Linked DNA regions of Homo sapiens: region 1 is linked to region 2. A link is a loop called in an ENCODE intact Hi-C map of the cell type or tissue named here. Cell type or tissue: psoas muscle. All regions are shown on one strand. Each heading gives the region's core, and the rest is flanking DNA. Links, peaks and the distances in the headings are about the cores only.

Region 1 (6,711 bases), core at 1,664-6,663, 600 kb before region 2:
CATAAATTTATCGAAATTTCCTAAACTAAGCACACTTTTTAAAGCCTTAAAATTTTAAAACAAAAGCTGAAAACTTAGGAGATAAAATTGTTTCTAATTCTGGTTTATTTTGGATTGTCTCTCAGAAGTTTAAATATATATATAGTATATATAATTATATATATTATATATATTATATATATAATATATATTATATATATAATTATATATAATTTTATATTATATAATTATATATATTATATATATAATTATATATATAAAATTATATATAATTATATATATATAAAATTATATATAATTATATATATATAAAATTATATATAATTATATATAGACTGTATCTATAGTTACAGATACATAAATATAGATAGATAACTATAGATACATAAATATAGATTTATATTATATATATAATATTTAAAAAGCCACCATATTGTTCAAGCCATTTGGCAACCATTTTTTCTTTATACAAATTATATTTTGTAATATTCTTCAACATAATTTTCTAATGATTATATGGTATTCCATTTTGTGAATGCACCAAAACTTAATGTATAATTTCTTACTGTTAAATATTTAGATCTTTCCAATTTTCAATATTATAAGTAATGCTACTAAAAGTATCCTTTTACATATCTCTTAAATCCTTATAATTACAATTGCTGTCTTGAAGGATATACATTTACATTTTTTACTTACATTATCAAATAACAAAGAAGTTTATATCAATGACCAATTCAACTAATAAGGAATGTCACATTAGATTTTTTTATTCATCATTAAATTACAAGGCAAAAAAATGATATTTTGTTTTAATTTGCATTTATTTGATTGTTGAAACTGTATACATTTTTCTCATGCATTTCTTCTTTGAGAATTACCTGATTATATCCTTTCCTATTTTTTTTTCCTGGAGGTGATGGCTTCTTTTTTTTATTTTTAGAAGTTGCTTATTTAAGATAGCAATTGTTTATAGTAAATATAGTTTATAATGTTAATAATGCTTTTTGGCTAATTTAAAAAAATTTGTCGTCCAGAGTCCCAACCTTTGGAATATATTTTTTTCTTTTTTTATCATGTTTGTATCAAGATGTAGTTAAACTCATGGCACATTTTAAACATCTGTAAGTCAGAAGGATCACTTTTGGAAGAGGCCAATTACTGGCAAAAGTGATTCATTATCAAGACAAAAAGTAAATGTACTTTGGAAGTGTAAAAATCTTAAAAAATCCTTAAAGAACCCTTTATAAAAGCAATGCAAAGTATTTACTATACATCTGAATAATATGCACTTCATAATTGTGCCTCACCCCACCTCCTAAAATCTTATATCGATCTGTGTTTTGGGTTTGAGAGCCACCTTAATGTGGAAATGCAAGAATCAGCAGGATCAAGTCCAAGAAGAATGAAGCCAGATGGTTCTGTAAGACCCAATGTGAATAGACATATACAACAGGAATTATTTAAACTGCTTAACCATTCCCACAAAAATGAGTAGGTATATTTAAAGAAAACTTTTTTAAAGCAGAAGTTATCTACAATATTCCAATTGAGAGAAGATATATTCACAGGCAGTTTGGACAAGATGACTCCAGTCACATGAAAGTTTAGTTTTATTATAGACACTTTATGCAAACATTTCAATACTTTTTGCTACTTCTATAATCTTTTAGCAAGGCAGTCAGTTACAGTCCAAATGGGAAAATATAAACAAAATTACACATTTTATCTTTTAAAATCTACTTTAATTCTGTTATAAAATTTATAATGCAGTTTAAACTATGATTTCTCTCCACTTGATGATGTCTCTCACTCTGTTCCTTTAATTACGAAGTCTCTGAAGACTCTGAACTTGACTGAGGAAATGTTAAACAGATACCTCTTCATAATTCTGTAAGTGTTTGCTTTTAACTTTGAATAAATGTCATATCTAAACAAATATTAAAAAGTATTTAACATCTCATACAGTCAGAGTTCACTGGCGCTTTGTTCCAGCCTGGACACTGACCATTGAAAAATAGATGCCTTTCTGTGCCAGCAGCTGCTGATGCGTGCCATGCTCCTTGACTCTGCCATTCTGAAACACCACTATTAAGTCTGCATTCTGGATGGTGGACAGGCGGTGAGCAATCACAATGCAGGTGCGGCCTTCTCTGGCTTTGTCCAGGGCTTCTTGGACAACCTATTCCATAATCACATAGATTAATTCTCATAATAGTTCTTTTCCCTAATTCCTCTTCCATAAAAAGCTCCACAGTAGGACGGGCATGGTGGCTCACGCCTGTAATCCCAGCACTTTGGGAGGCCAAGGCGGGCAGATCACAAGGTCAGATTGAGACCATCCTGGCTAACACGGTGAAACCCCATCTCTATCAAAAATACAAAAAATTAGCTGGGCTTGGTGGTGGGTGCCTGTAGTCCCAGCTAGTCGGGAGGCTGAGGCAGGAGAATGGTGTGAACCCGGGAGGCAGAGCTTGCAGGGAGCCAAGATTGCGCCACTGCACTCCAGCCTGGGCGACAGAGCGAGACTCCATCTCAAAGAAAAAAAAAAAAAAAAGCTCCACAACAATACAACAATAGATCCTTCTTAACAAGGTGTCAGTGAAATAGAACAGGTTTTTGAAAACAAAGGATTTGTCATATCAGATGACTGAACCCTAATTTGGGTTAGTTCCGAGGCAGCAGTTATCTATCCCTAACTTTTTTTTTTTATTTGAAACAGGGCCTCACTCTGTCACCAGGGTGGAGTGTAGTGGTACAATCATGGCTTACTGCAGCCTCAACCTCCTGGGCTCAAGCGATTCTTCCACCTCAGCCTTCTGAGTAGCTGGGACTACAAGTTCCCACCACCATGCCTAGCTAATTATTTTATTTTTTGTAGAGACAATGTCTCTCTGTGTTACCCAGGCTGGTCTCAAAAATCCTGGGCTCAAGTGATCCTCCCACCTCAGCCTTCCAAAGTGTTGGGGTTACAGGTGTGAGCCACGGCAGTAGGTGCCGGCCAGCAGTCATCTACTCTTAAAGTTAAGGCAGTAAATACAGTTCACTGACTCATTTAAAAACATTTACTAATGTGTTTACCTTAGTTTCAAGGATGTTACAACATCCTTGAAAACAGACCTCAAATCCAGCTCACAGTAAATTCAAGAAGCCTGAGCAAAGGCCAAATACAGACTCCCGAATTTTTTTATTGTAGAGAATACCTCATACTGAGTTCGTCTTTCAGATAATCTGAATTTTTAACGTTTTCTCTGACTAGAAATGATTGCTAATATTTATCTTAAAAGGTACAGCCAGATTTTAACACTGTCTTACACTACCACTTTTCCTTATGGTTGCTGAAGAGATGCTGCCAGTAGAAGTAGGAAATATGGTTCCTGAAAGCAGCTTCTTAGGTCAACGCAAACTGATCTAGTGATGGTTTGTGAAGCATATGTGCTCTAAGACTAATCTGCCTTGTGTCATCTTTACTCTCCTGAATAACAGCTACAGAAAGTGTTTACATTTTACTGAAAGGTGATGTAAGTAACTGTCAATAATCTGGCTGCATTTTGTTCTTTACTATGGAGAATACAGCATTTTTAAGGATGACTGATTCAAGTATGGATGAACCCAATTTAAATTCTTACCTTTTCACTTTCTGTATCCAGAGCTGACGTGGCTTCATCCAAAAGCAAAATATGAGGCTGTCTAACAAGGGCACGAGCTATGGCAATGCGTTGTTTCTGGCCACCAGAGAGCTGAGTTCCTTTGTCTCCTACTTTAGTGCTATATTTCTGTAAATAAGGTTTTGTTGTTATGAAAGTAGAACTGAAAGTAAAGTTCTAACAGCTTGCTTATAGAAAGTAGGATAGACGATTCTATATACTCCAAAAATTTAGGTTCAGAAGCTAAGAATGGTTCATGAATAATTAAGGAAAGAACAGTAAAAAAGCCCAAAATGGCAGGTTTACTATCTATTTGAAAATAAATGTTTGGGCCTTAAGATGATATGTTTTAGTGTAAACAGGTCAGCATTTTAATGAAGAAGAATATTGTTGCAATGTTAGTATCTTCCATCTTCTGATTTCATTATATTTGGGACAAAGATTGGCAGGAGAAAGGAAATTTGATTTGAACAAAGTATTCATAATAAAATAATTGAAGCTCATCTTACTTGTAACCAGCAGGTGACACTCTCTGCATGATTTTAAATTGAGGAAAGACATTCTTGGGATATCAGCCTTTTAGTGTCTGTTTTTATGAAAGTATCTCCAACACTTAAACAATTTTAATGGATGCTATCAAAATGGATTCCATTTTGATATCTAACTTTGAAAATGAACATCTCCTTTTTAAACATTTTTGTTGTTAGAGTGCTCCCAAAATTCTTCCCGTGTTGTTTCCCACAATGGATAATTGTCACCAACTATTCACTATGATGATAGGGACAGCAGTTAAAGGTTACTCAGGAGAGAGCAGAAACAGGATGTGACTGCACTTGTAACCTAGAAAACAATACTATCTTATTATTTCCAGGCTGAAATTTTAGTACAGGGTTGCCTATTTTTATTTGCTATATCTGGCAACCCTAGTTTTGTGGCACTCAGCCCTGGGTTTCCCCCTGTAAATAGAGGGAGAAGACGCCAGATGAGGTTTTGGCAGATGCTTGGGACTGGCTCTACCCCAGAGCTGTGGCTGTCTCAGAAGGCAGGAGCACTGAAGTGTATCTCATGTGAGTGGAGGGTTTACTAGTTGCACTCTTGATATAGTACTGATCCTGTTGAGGCAGATAAAGGCAGTGCGGCAGTCTTACAAGGAGGTAGCTAAACCAGCCACCTACAGGGTGAGGTAAATCCTAGTATTAATCACTTAGGAGAAGTGGATCCTTAGGTAATAGGACTTAGGGGTTTTACCTTTTCTCTCCTGGTCTAGACACTGAGGAAGAGAATTATGGTGTCTACAGGTGTGTTCTGTGTGACAGATTAGAGACCAGGATTTGTCCTGTGGTAGACAAATGCCAGAGAGGCAAAGTATATTTAAAAAGATAGATAATAGTTACTCTCTGTGTTTGTGTTTTATTAACCCCTAGCCCAGTGGTTCCCCAATTTGAGCCTGCAACAGTATTACCTGGGCTCTTAAAACGTGGATTGCTGGATCTGCAGTCCTAACAGGTTCCCAGGTGATGCTGATCCGTGTCTATACTTGAGAACCACTATCCTCTCATCAGTAAAGGGGATTGGAGCTTTCTGTTTTAAATGTTTGAGCCTGGAGAAGGGTCAATTATCTAGTTGGGCTAGACTGTGAAAGGAGAGTGGGAGACAAGGCCACCTCCCTGGGACTTAATGAGATTGGTGTCAGCAGTTATCCAAAGAAGAGCCTATGGAAGAAGGGAATCTTGGGAAAGAGAGCCACCTGGTGTTGCTTGCCTGCCTCGTGAGGAAACTGTCTTCCCCGCCGGGTTGAGGCTCCTGAGCTTTGTTTTAGGGGGCACTTCCTTAGAATAAAGAGCATAACTGGTGATAATGGGTGAGGTAGATTACCTAGGTTGAGAAGCACTTCAAAATATAGGACCTAACTTTTGCAGCAACATGGATGCAGCTGGAGGCCATTATCCCAAGCAAAGTAATGCAGGAACAGAAAGCCAAATACTGCATGTTCTCACTTATAAGTGGCAGCTAAACATCAGGTACTCATAGATGAAAAGTGGCAACAATAGAAACTGAGGACTATTAGTGTAGGGAGGGAAGGGGGGTAAGTGTTGAAAAACTACCTATTGGGTTCTGTGCTCAGTACCTAGGTGACAGGATCATTTGTACCCTGAAACCTCAGCATCATGCAATATACCCAGGTATAATAAACCTGTACATGTACCCCCTAAGTCTAAAATAAAGGTTGGAAAAAATCTAATTTTGGACTTTTAATACAGGTTGAGCATCCATAATCCAAAAAATTCAAAATCTGAAATTCTGAAACTTTTTGAGCACCAACATGATGCCACAAGTGGAAAATTTCACACATGATCTCATGTGACAGGTCACAGTCAAAACACAGTCAAAACTTTGTTTCATGCTCAAAGTTATTAAAAATTTGTATAAAATTGCCTTCTGGCTATGTGTATAAGGTATACATGAAATATAAGTGAATTATGTATATGCAAATATTCCAAAATCCAAAACACTTCTGGTCCCAAGTATTTTGGACAAGGAATAGTCAACTTGTATTCCAAAACAAAACAAAACACAAAAACTAATACACAGGACCTAAGAGGGCTTGAGAGAGGATGAGAGGTTCCATTTATCCAACTTCCTAGGAGGAATTCAGAGGACACCCATAGGACCACAGCCCAGGGAGCCCTAGAAAAGATTTCAACCATTCACTGTAAACAAAGTTTGGGGCCCATGAAATGTATGACGATGAGAGATTACATGATACCATGGTCACTTTAATGGTTCAACCCTTATTCAGAGAGAGCACTCTTTCTGGCATGGGTTCAGCCCTCTGGACTGGACTGACTCCACAGTGAGTTTTGAGGCTTGGGAGAGAGCTGCAAGGAGGAAGAAGGAAGAGAAATAGGGGAGAGACATGGGGAGAGACAGTCATGCCTACTTCCTCAGCAGGCCAGAAGCAGCATGTGCAGGTGGGGACCCAGACTCTGTACTTGGACTTAAAGTGAAAGGCTTTCCAGATATTGTACTTACCCCTAAGGCTGACAAAGGTGGAGCCTCAAGC
Region 2 (8,719 bases), core at 1,400-6,399:
ATTTCTTTTTTTTTTTTTTTTTTTTTTTTTGAGACAGGGTCTCTATCGCCCAGGCTGGAGTACAGTGGTGCCATCTCAGCTCACTGCGACCTCCACTTCCCTGGTTCAAGCGATTCTCCTGCCTCAGCCTCCCGAGTAACTGGGATTACAGGCATGCACTACCACATCCAGCTAATTTTGTATTTTTAGAAGAGACAGGGTTTCACCATATTGGCTGGGCTGGTTTGGAACTCCTGACCTCAAGGGATCCACCCACCTCAGTCTCCCAAAGTGCTGGGATTAGAGGCATGAGCCACTGCACCTGGCCCATGGTTGAATTTCTTATAACTAGGAAAGCAGATGATTAAACTTTGGTGCAAGGGTCACATATGTATTTCCTTTCTTTTCTTTTTTTGTCATTTTTTCTTTTGAGACAGAATTTCACTCTTTTTGTCCAGGCTGGAGTGCAGTAGCACAATCACAGCTCACTGCAGCCTCAAACTCCTGGGTTCAAATGATCCTCCTGCCTTAACCTCCCAAGAGGCTAGGAATACAGGTGCATGCCACCACATCCAGCTAATTTCAATTTTTTTTTTTTTTGTAGAGACAGGGTCTTGCTATGTTGCTTAGGCTGGTCTTGAACTTCTGGCCTTAAGTGATGCTCCTGCCTCGCCTCTGAAAGCATTGAAATTGTAGACATGAGACACTGTGCCTGACTCCCCATGTGTATTTCAATATCTCTTTCTTTGTTCCTCTAATATCACCTACATAAAAGAAAGGTCAAGTCAACTTTTATTTCCCTGAATTTTGATTTAGAGTCAGCTCACTCAGAGTGTTTATGAATAATTCTGTTAGAAAAGATTTGATAATGCTAATCTGAATAATGAAATATCATGCAGAGTTCTAGATGTGGAGGTGCATTGTGAGTAGAAACCTCCTGTGAAATGAAGCAGCTGATTCTCCTTGTGATGCAAAGACTTACATTCTTTATTTCTGTTTTCAGGGAGGAGAGCACTGTTACTACCAGGGCCATATCCGAGGAAACCCTGACTCATTTGTTGCATTGTCAACATGCCACGGACTTCAGTAAGTGTTCAAAAAGTTATTTTTACTGTTTGTTTTTTCAATAATTTATTTTCTTTATTATGAATGCACTATAGTAGATATCCCTATTTTGTGTCAAGAAATGACTTTAAATTGGTGATGGATCTGATTTTTTTTTTCTCTTTTGTATTTTATAAACCAAGCAGATTTTTAAATTAGGGTTGCAAATGGTCGGGCGTGGTGGCTCATGCCTATAATCCCAGCACTTTGGGGGGGTCTAGGCAGGCAGATCACCTGAGGTCAGGAGTTCGAGACCAGCCCAGCCAACATGGTGAAACCCTGTCTCTACTAAAAATACAAAAATTAGCCGGGCATGGTGGCAGGTACCTGTAATCCCAGCTACTCGGGAGGCTGAGGCAGGAGAATCACTTGAACCTGCGAGGTGAAGGTTGCAGTGAGCCAAGACCATGCCACTGCACTCCAGCCTGTGGGATAGAGCGAGACTCTGATTCAAAAAAAATAAAGAAAGAAAGAAAGAAAGAAAGAAAAGTCCTACATTTTGCAAAAGAAAGAAAAAATATATATTGTCAAGAAAAAAGATAAGCATACTTTAAGGAGATGCTAGACTCCATCTCAAAAAAATTAAATAAAATTAGAGCTGCAGAAAACAGAGGCTTTTGAATTTCACAATGATACCTTAAAATGATATTTGAAGCATTTTTCTAGTTTCATCCAAATTCAGACAGGAGTGATTTGGGTTAACTTTGGTGTCTGTTTCTGTGGATGTTTAGCCCCTTGATATTCTTCCCTACTCCTTCTTTATATTAGTTTTTATATTTTTGTCAAATAATAGCAGTTTCAGTAAATGGAAACGCCTGACTCCTTACACAAAGAGAAAAGGCTGCTAGTGATCTCAAGAGCTCATATGTCTTTGCCCCTTTTTTTCAGCCTGAATCCCACCTAATTCATAGCAAATCTGTGGGAGGGTCTGTCGTTTCTCAGAGATCTCCGAGGAACAAAGTTCATCCTTCCTCAAGGCCTTGCTTCCTTTCTCATAACCTTCTCTATCAAATAATGTTTGCTGATGTTTAACATGGGAATACATCCACTTCCTCCATCCTGTCGATAATGATAATGCACAGGTGGTTGTTTCTTACTTGTTTTGTAACCCCTTATAAAGCTACCGTGTCATTCCTCAGCATTCTCTTTTAACTAAATCGTTTCATTTCCTTCTTGTTTGTTTTACTTTTTGGCACAGAACAATCCAGCACTTTAATTTTGTTAAATTTTCGTTGAGAAACTTTAAAATAATTCCTTTTTGTTACCATCTTAGAGATGTGGCTTTTCATCTAACAAGCAGTTACTGGGTGTCTCCTGTGTGCCAGCCCTAGGAATATTAAGGCGATTGAAACACAAGTCCTGGGAGCTCACAGTCTCATGAGGAGGCCAAATCTAGCCCATTTCCTGATGTGGAACATGATAGGTATATTTGCTTTTTTTTTGAGAGAGAGAGAGGAAAAAAAAAAAAACAAAACTGGGAAAAATGCAAGCTAAGCATTGTCACCGAAGAACAGGTGGCACCTAAGGGCTCTGGAAACATGCCACCTGAAGACAGTGGAGTGCAATAGGTTGGAATAGCCTATCCAAGGGAGAGGGTTACACTGACAGATCTTAAATCTAGGAAAGAGAGCTAATGGACACGGCCAGAAAATCTAGCTAGTCTGCCTGAGTGACACCTCTGGTCAGGATCTGGGAATAAGCATATTAGGCAGAAAGGAAAGAATATAAGTGTAAGTTAAATAACCAGAGACAGGAGGCCATGTGTCTGAGAGCATGGAAGACTTCCATTTCCTTGTTTGTGCTAAAAGACTACTGTGAATAAAGGTGTACATTTATTTACTTTAAATACATTATTTGAAGAAAGAGGTTTTTACAAACATGGAATCCATGCTTAATATCAGACAGTCTCTGTTTTCTTATTAGGAAAAAGAAACATTGAAGTCCTTTTCAGCAGTAAAATTGTTACATCTGAGCTCAAGACAAGCACATCTGTCACCTAGGAATAGTACAGTGAGACCTGTTCACATTTGTGACAGCAAGTGTATATTGGGGGTAAAAAATGAAGTGTTTTTTTTCCCCTTTTCTCTCTCTTAAAATCTCAATCCAAAGTCCTAGTGTCAGCATCTTTCTCAGTACTCGTTCCAGTCTGCCTTCTGGTTTTCCAAATGGACTCAATGTTGTGAGAATCAGAGAGAAGATATTTGTGCCTTCTAAGGGCTATAAATGGACCTGAGAACCTAAGAATGATACCTGTTACTAATCCTACTATAGTCTTGTAAAGAAGGATTGAAAAATAACTTTTAGGCCGGGCACGGTGGCTCACCCCTGTAATCCCAGGCATGAGCCACCATGCCCACTTTTCTTTTTTCTTTTCTTTTCTTTTTTTTCTTTTCTCTTCTCTTTTCTTTTTCTTTTCTTTTGTTCTTTCATTCATTCGTTCATTTGTTCGTTCGTTCATTCATTCTTTCTTTTGTTCATTCTTTTCTGTCAGAGTCTCACTCTGTCCCACAGGCTGAAGTGCAGTGGTATGATCTCAGCTCGCTGCAGCCTCCGCCTCCCAGGTTCAAGCCATTCTTGTGCCTCAGCCTCCTGAGTAGCTGGGATTACAGGTGGCTGCCAGCATGCCCATCTAATTTTTGTATTTTCAGTAGAGACGGGGTTTTGCCATGTTGGCCAGGTTGGTCTCGAACTCCTGACCTCGTGATCCGCCCACCTCAGCCTCCCAAAGTGCTGAGATTACAGGGTTATTTTAATTAAGTAAATTTTATATCTCCTTTTAAGAATGTTTTTATTTAAAACTAAATAAAAATAAACAGAAAACCTATCGTGTGTCTTGGAACATTGTCAGAATTGTGTATGACCATTTTAGGCTTTCTTAGACTTTTATGAGCACATAGGATAAATATAACCTTGTATCATCTTGTTGTTTAGTAATTATTGCTTCTCATCTTGACTTTACTTTCTGGAAGAAATGTTTTGGGGGGATGTTATGAAATATTGAATAATGTATGTTGTCCCAATTACAGTGGTTTAGATATGAGATATATTATGTCATCCATGACTCATCCTTTATAAATTACCAAGTGCGTACTGTTTTTTTTTTCATTTTTGATTTATTAAATTCAGTTCAATAATATAAATAAGGGAAAATCAGATTCGTATATCTTTCCCATAAAGAACCTGCAAGGTCACATTTGTTTGGAGTCAAAGGACTAATAGGCAATGTTTTGATCTTGGTGTGTTTGGTGTTAATGCAAAAATCTTGTTACTGTGGGAACCTTAAAGCACGGAGTTAAGTTTGAGTTTATTGCCCTCTTGTGGAAATTTGTAAGAATGGCTTTTTCATTTCAAAATCTTATTTTGATACAACCTTTTGAAATTTTAGCTCAATTGGTCTGTGACGACTTGGTCTTAGCTATAGGTTTTTATCAAGTATACTGTTATGGACTCAATATAAAAATTAGGATTTATATAAGTAAAACAAAAATATTTCAGTTCTCAAAGCATATAAAACACATGTATTTTTTCATTATTAAGGAATTAATAATGGCATATTATCATATAGCAATCTAGAGTCTTCTGAGATACAGATAGTGTCAGAATCTGTTGTCTTCATATTGCCTACATGATGTTTAAGTCCAATAAAAAAATGACTTTCTCATTGGACATTAACCTAGTATAAGGATAAATAACACTCAGTACTATTTTAAGAAAATAATCTGCTTGCTACTTTGTTGGTGTTGCCACGTGAATTTTGGCAAACTATGATGGTTTCATATGACTTTCTGGATGGATATGGCTAGTTCTCAGCAAGGGTAGAGAGATACTCCCTGCCATATTTGGTCTACGTTTTTGAAAGGCTCCCCCTCTGACTCCTTGGGCACATATTGTCAGTAATGTCTTACAAACTGCATCTGTTTATGTTTAAATTCCAAATAGAATGTCATCCAAATTCAGAAAGTACATGTGGCTGAAAACAGTGCAGCTGTGAGAATAATCATTCTGTGAGTATATAGAAGTTGAGGACATGTGGAAGATGTTATAGCAGGAATGAAAGAATTTGGATAGAGGCAGAACTTGGAGGCCATTATAATTATAGCTCATGGAATTTCACCAATTTCACTAAATCTTCAATGAAAGACAAATACTAGTTTATGTTTAGGAGCTTGGCTGTCACATAATCATTTCTACCAAAAACTAAAAAATTACTACAGCTCATAGCTTTGCTACCCTCAGATGCCTGAATGATAAGACAAGTTTCTTTAACATCATAAAGGGCCTGATCTCAGTAAAAGGATCATGTTCTTCTAAAAGCAGCAGCTATCAGAATCTGTCTGAGTGGGAGCTGAGGCCATTTGTATATTGAAGTGCTCTCCAGAGGATTTCTCAGATGGCTGGTAGCCACCCCCAGCCTACGAGGTCCAAAATGGAATTTTTTATTTTTAAAGAAATATAGGGTCTTGCTCTGTCACCCAGGCTGGAGTACAGTGGCACAATCATCAATCACTGCAGCCTTGAACTCTTGGGTTCAGGTGATCCTCCCACCTCAGCCTCCCAAGTAGCTGGGACTACAGGTGTGTGCATCACCAGGCCCAGCTAACTTTTTAAAAATTTTTTGTAGAGAGAGAGTCTTGCCACTCACTACGTTGCCCAGGCTGGTCTCAAACTCCTGGCCTCATGTGATTTCCCCCCGCCTTGGCCTTCCAAAGTGTTGGGATTCCAGATGTGAGCCCCATGCCCAGCTCAAAACTGAACTCTTAAAGGATTTGCATCCTTCCCTCTGCTTCCTGCTTCCCTAGGCCCATCCCGAAAAGTTCTTTCTGCATCCCCCCTGCCTGCCCTCTTTTTTTTTTTTTTTTTTTTTTTTTTGAGACAGGGTCTCACTCCATTACCTCTTTTTTTATCTTGTTAAATGACATGTCCATTTTTCCAGTTGCTCAGGTCAAAACTTGGAGTCTTCACTAACTCTTCTCTGTTTTACGTACTTTGTTTCAAATCCATCAGTAAATCCTACTGGTTGTACCTTCAAAATATATCTGGAATTTGACCAGTTCTCACCACCTCTACTATTACTGCTCTGATCTAAGCCAGCATCTTCTTTCGCCTGGATTATTGCAGTAACTTCCCTGCTTCTATCCTTGCTGTGCTAAAAATTATTGTAACATAGTATCTGGCATGATCATTATAAAACTTAAGAAAGATTGTATTTCCCATCTGCTTAGAACTTTGCAGTGGCTCTTCATCTCTCTTAGAGTAAAAGCCAAGGCCCTAGGAAGTGCCCACCTAGTATGGCCCCCAAGACCCTCTGGCACCATTTATTGCCCTTCACCTGATTATTTTCTTCCCTAGAACTTATCACTGTCATATGTATGTGTATGTGTGTGTGTATATATATATATAATATATATATTATAAATAAATAAATAAATATATATATATATATATATATATATATATATATATAGTAAGTCCTAGAATACTTATGAGCACCACAAGGACAGAGAATTGGTCTGTTTTGTTTGCTATTGTATCCCCAGCACCTAGAACAGTGCATTGTAGGTGCTCTGTAAACACGCTGATTGAATGAAGGAATGCATGAATGGAGGTAGGTAGCAGGTTGCAAATGGGCAGTTCGTGGTCCCATCTGTCTGGGCTCTGTTCCTATTTCTGCTCTTACTGGTTAAATAATTTGGCAAGTTACTTTATCTCTTTGGGTTTCAGTTTCCTTACTTATAAAATAAGGATAGTCGTTGTACTTCTCTTGTAGATTTGTGGAAAAGATTAAATGAGTGTAAAGTATTTAGCTTGTGGCAAGTTGTTCAAATGTGTTAGCTCTTGTTACTAGAGCATCTTCCATGTTTATGGTAGGTCGGGCGTTCTCAGTATAGTCCCTGAAAACCTGCATCAGGATCACCTGGAGCTTATTTAAAATGCAATTTCCTGGGTTCCAGTCCATAAATCTGAGGAGAGTCCTGAAAGAGCTGCGTTTTTACTAGCTCTCCAGATGACTTTTTGCATATGAAAATCTTGGAATTCTATGTTAGAGGAAGAAGTGATGGGCAACAGCTAGAGCATGGCAATCCTGAGCATGGGGTCAGGTGAGGATGAGGTGACTCTACCTATAAGGAATCAGAAGGAGGGGCCTTCCCTCTCAGTGGTGTGTGTGGTGTGTCTGGAGGTGATGGATGGGACTGGGAAATGGGCATTGAGAAGCAAATGGGCCCTCTGGCTGCTGCTGATTTTAAAATGATCTTGTTCTGGGATGAGAGTCGATGGCCATGCCTAATTATTTTTTTGTCGTTGGCAGTGGGATGTTCTATGACGGGAACCACACATATCTCATTGAGCCAGAAGAAAATGACACTACTCAAGTAAGTGCTCCTTCTGTTTGTTGTGGCAAATGGAAATGTTTATGCTGAGAGCTTTTTTCCTCTCCTTTTTTTATCTCTACTTTATTTCATTTTTATATTTTTTAGGGTTAAGATAGTAAACATATGTACAGATGCTCCTCAACTTATGATGGGTCTATGTCCTGATAAACCTATCATAAGTTAAAATATTATAAGTAAAAAACGTATTTAATACCCTGATAAATGCATCATAAAGTCAAAAACATGTATGTTGGGGACTGTCTGTATATTTTAAACTAAATATTGAGTAAGTCAAAACCACAAGTGTTTTTTAAAAAATTTCTTGCCAGGTGTGGTGGCTCATGCCTGTAATCCCAGCACTATTGGAGGCAGAGGTGGGCATGAGGTCAGGAGTTAGAGACCAGCCTGGCCAACTTGGTGAAACCCCGTCTCTACTAAAATACAAAAATTAGCCAGGTGTGGTGGCATGCGCCTGTAATCCCAGCTACTTGGGAAGTTAAGGCAGAAGTATTGCTTGAACCTCCTGCCACTGCGCTCCAGCCTGGGTGACAGAATGAGACTCCGTCTCCAAAACAAACAAACAAACAAACAAAAAATTTCTTTTGTTTCTTTCTCTTTTATATTGGAAATATAATACTTTCCCTTTGAGGTGTTCTGAAATCTCTATTTCCATCTCAACCCTAATGTGTTATGATCTGTCTTAGTTTGACTTGGCTACCATAACAAAATACTGTAGACTGGGTGGCTTAAACAACAGAAACTTTATCTCAGTTCTGGGCACTGAAAGTCCAAGGTGCCATCAGGGTTGACATCTGGTGAGGGCTCTTTGCTTGAGTTGCAGATGGCTGCCTTCTCACTGTGTTCTCACATGGCAGAGAGAGAGAGAGAGAACTCTGGTTGTCTCCACTTGTTATAAGGGTACCAGCTATACTGAATAAGGATCTCACCCTTATGACCTCATTTAACATTTATCACTTCCTCACAGGCCTTATCTCCAGACAAAATTACCCTGGGTGCCAGGGCCTCAATATGAGAAGTCTGGGGACACACACACATTCAGTCCACAACAAATCAAATCCACAGAGCTGTGATTTTTCACCCCTCCTCTCTTTTCTAGATTCCAGATTTTTCTCTATTGTCTATTGCTTTTAAGGCTCTATGCTGATGAAGTTTAGAGAAACCTGAGTCATCTTAATCCTGTCTCTCACTTTAGCTGAAACATTCATTTCCCACAAATTAGAAGAAGTTGAATTAATATTATAGAC

The links. Hi-C counts contacts between places; a loop is a spot of excess contacts. Peaks named below come from ENCODE experiments on the same cell type or tissue, not always from the same donor. Only the 100,000 strongest peaks of a DNase experiment are listed, where the experiment ranks them.
Region 1: a loop joins it to region 2, with 5 times the contacts of the local background. A loop is called at or near these places in 22 of 110 quality-filtered maps.

Annotation. Positions count from the first base shown.
Region 1 is chr7:87,502,268-87,508,978 of GRCh38, forward strand. It overlaps ABCB1 (ATP binding cassette subfamily B member 1), which reads right to left. Exons shown (of 28, transcript NM_001348946.2): 27 at 3,630-3,776; 28 at 750-2,182. The coding sequence ends at 1,976. Among named protein-coding and RNA genes, the nearest start is that of ABCB4, 30 kb to the left of the region's middle. In psoas muscle, for the core only: a CTCF peak has its summit at 4,152 (motif pointing right); no DNase peak of the experiment used is centred there.
Region 2 is chr7:88,107,194-88,115,912 of GRCh38, forward strand. ADAM22 (ADAM metallopeptidase domain 22) reads left to right here. Exons shown (of 32, transcript NM_001324418.2): 5 at 983-1,065; 6 at 7,391-7,454. Among named protein-coding and RNA genes, the nearest start is that of SRI-AS1, 110 kb to the right of the region's middle. RefSeq lists an enhancer at 8,238-8,417. In psoas muscle, for the core only: a CTCF peak has its summit at 4,394 (motif pointing left); no DNase peak of the experiment used is centred there; H3K27ac peaks cover 636 bases.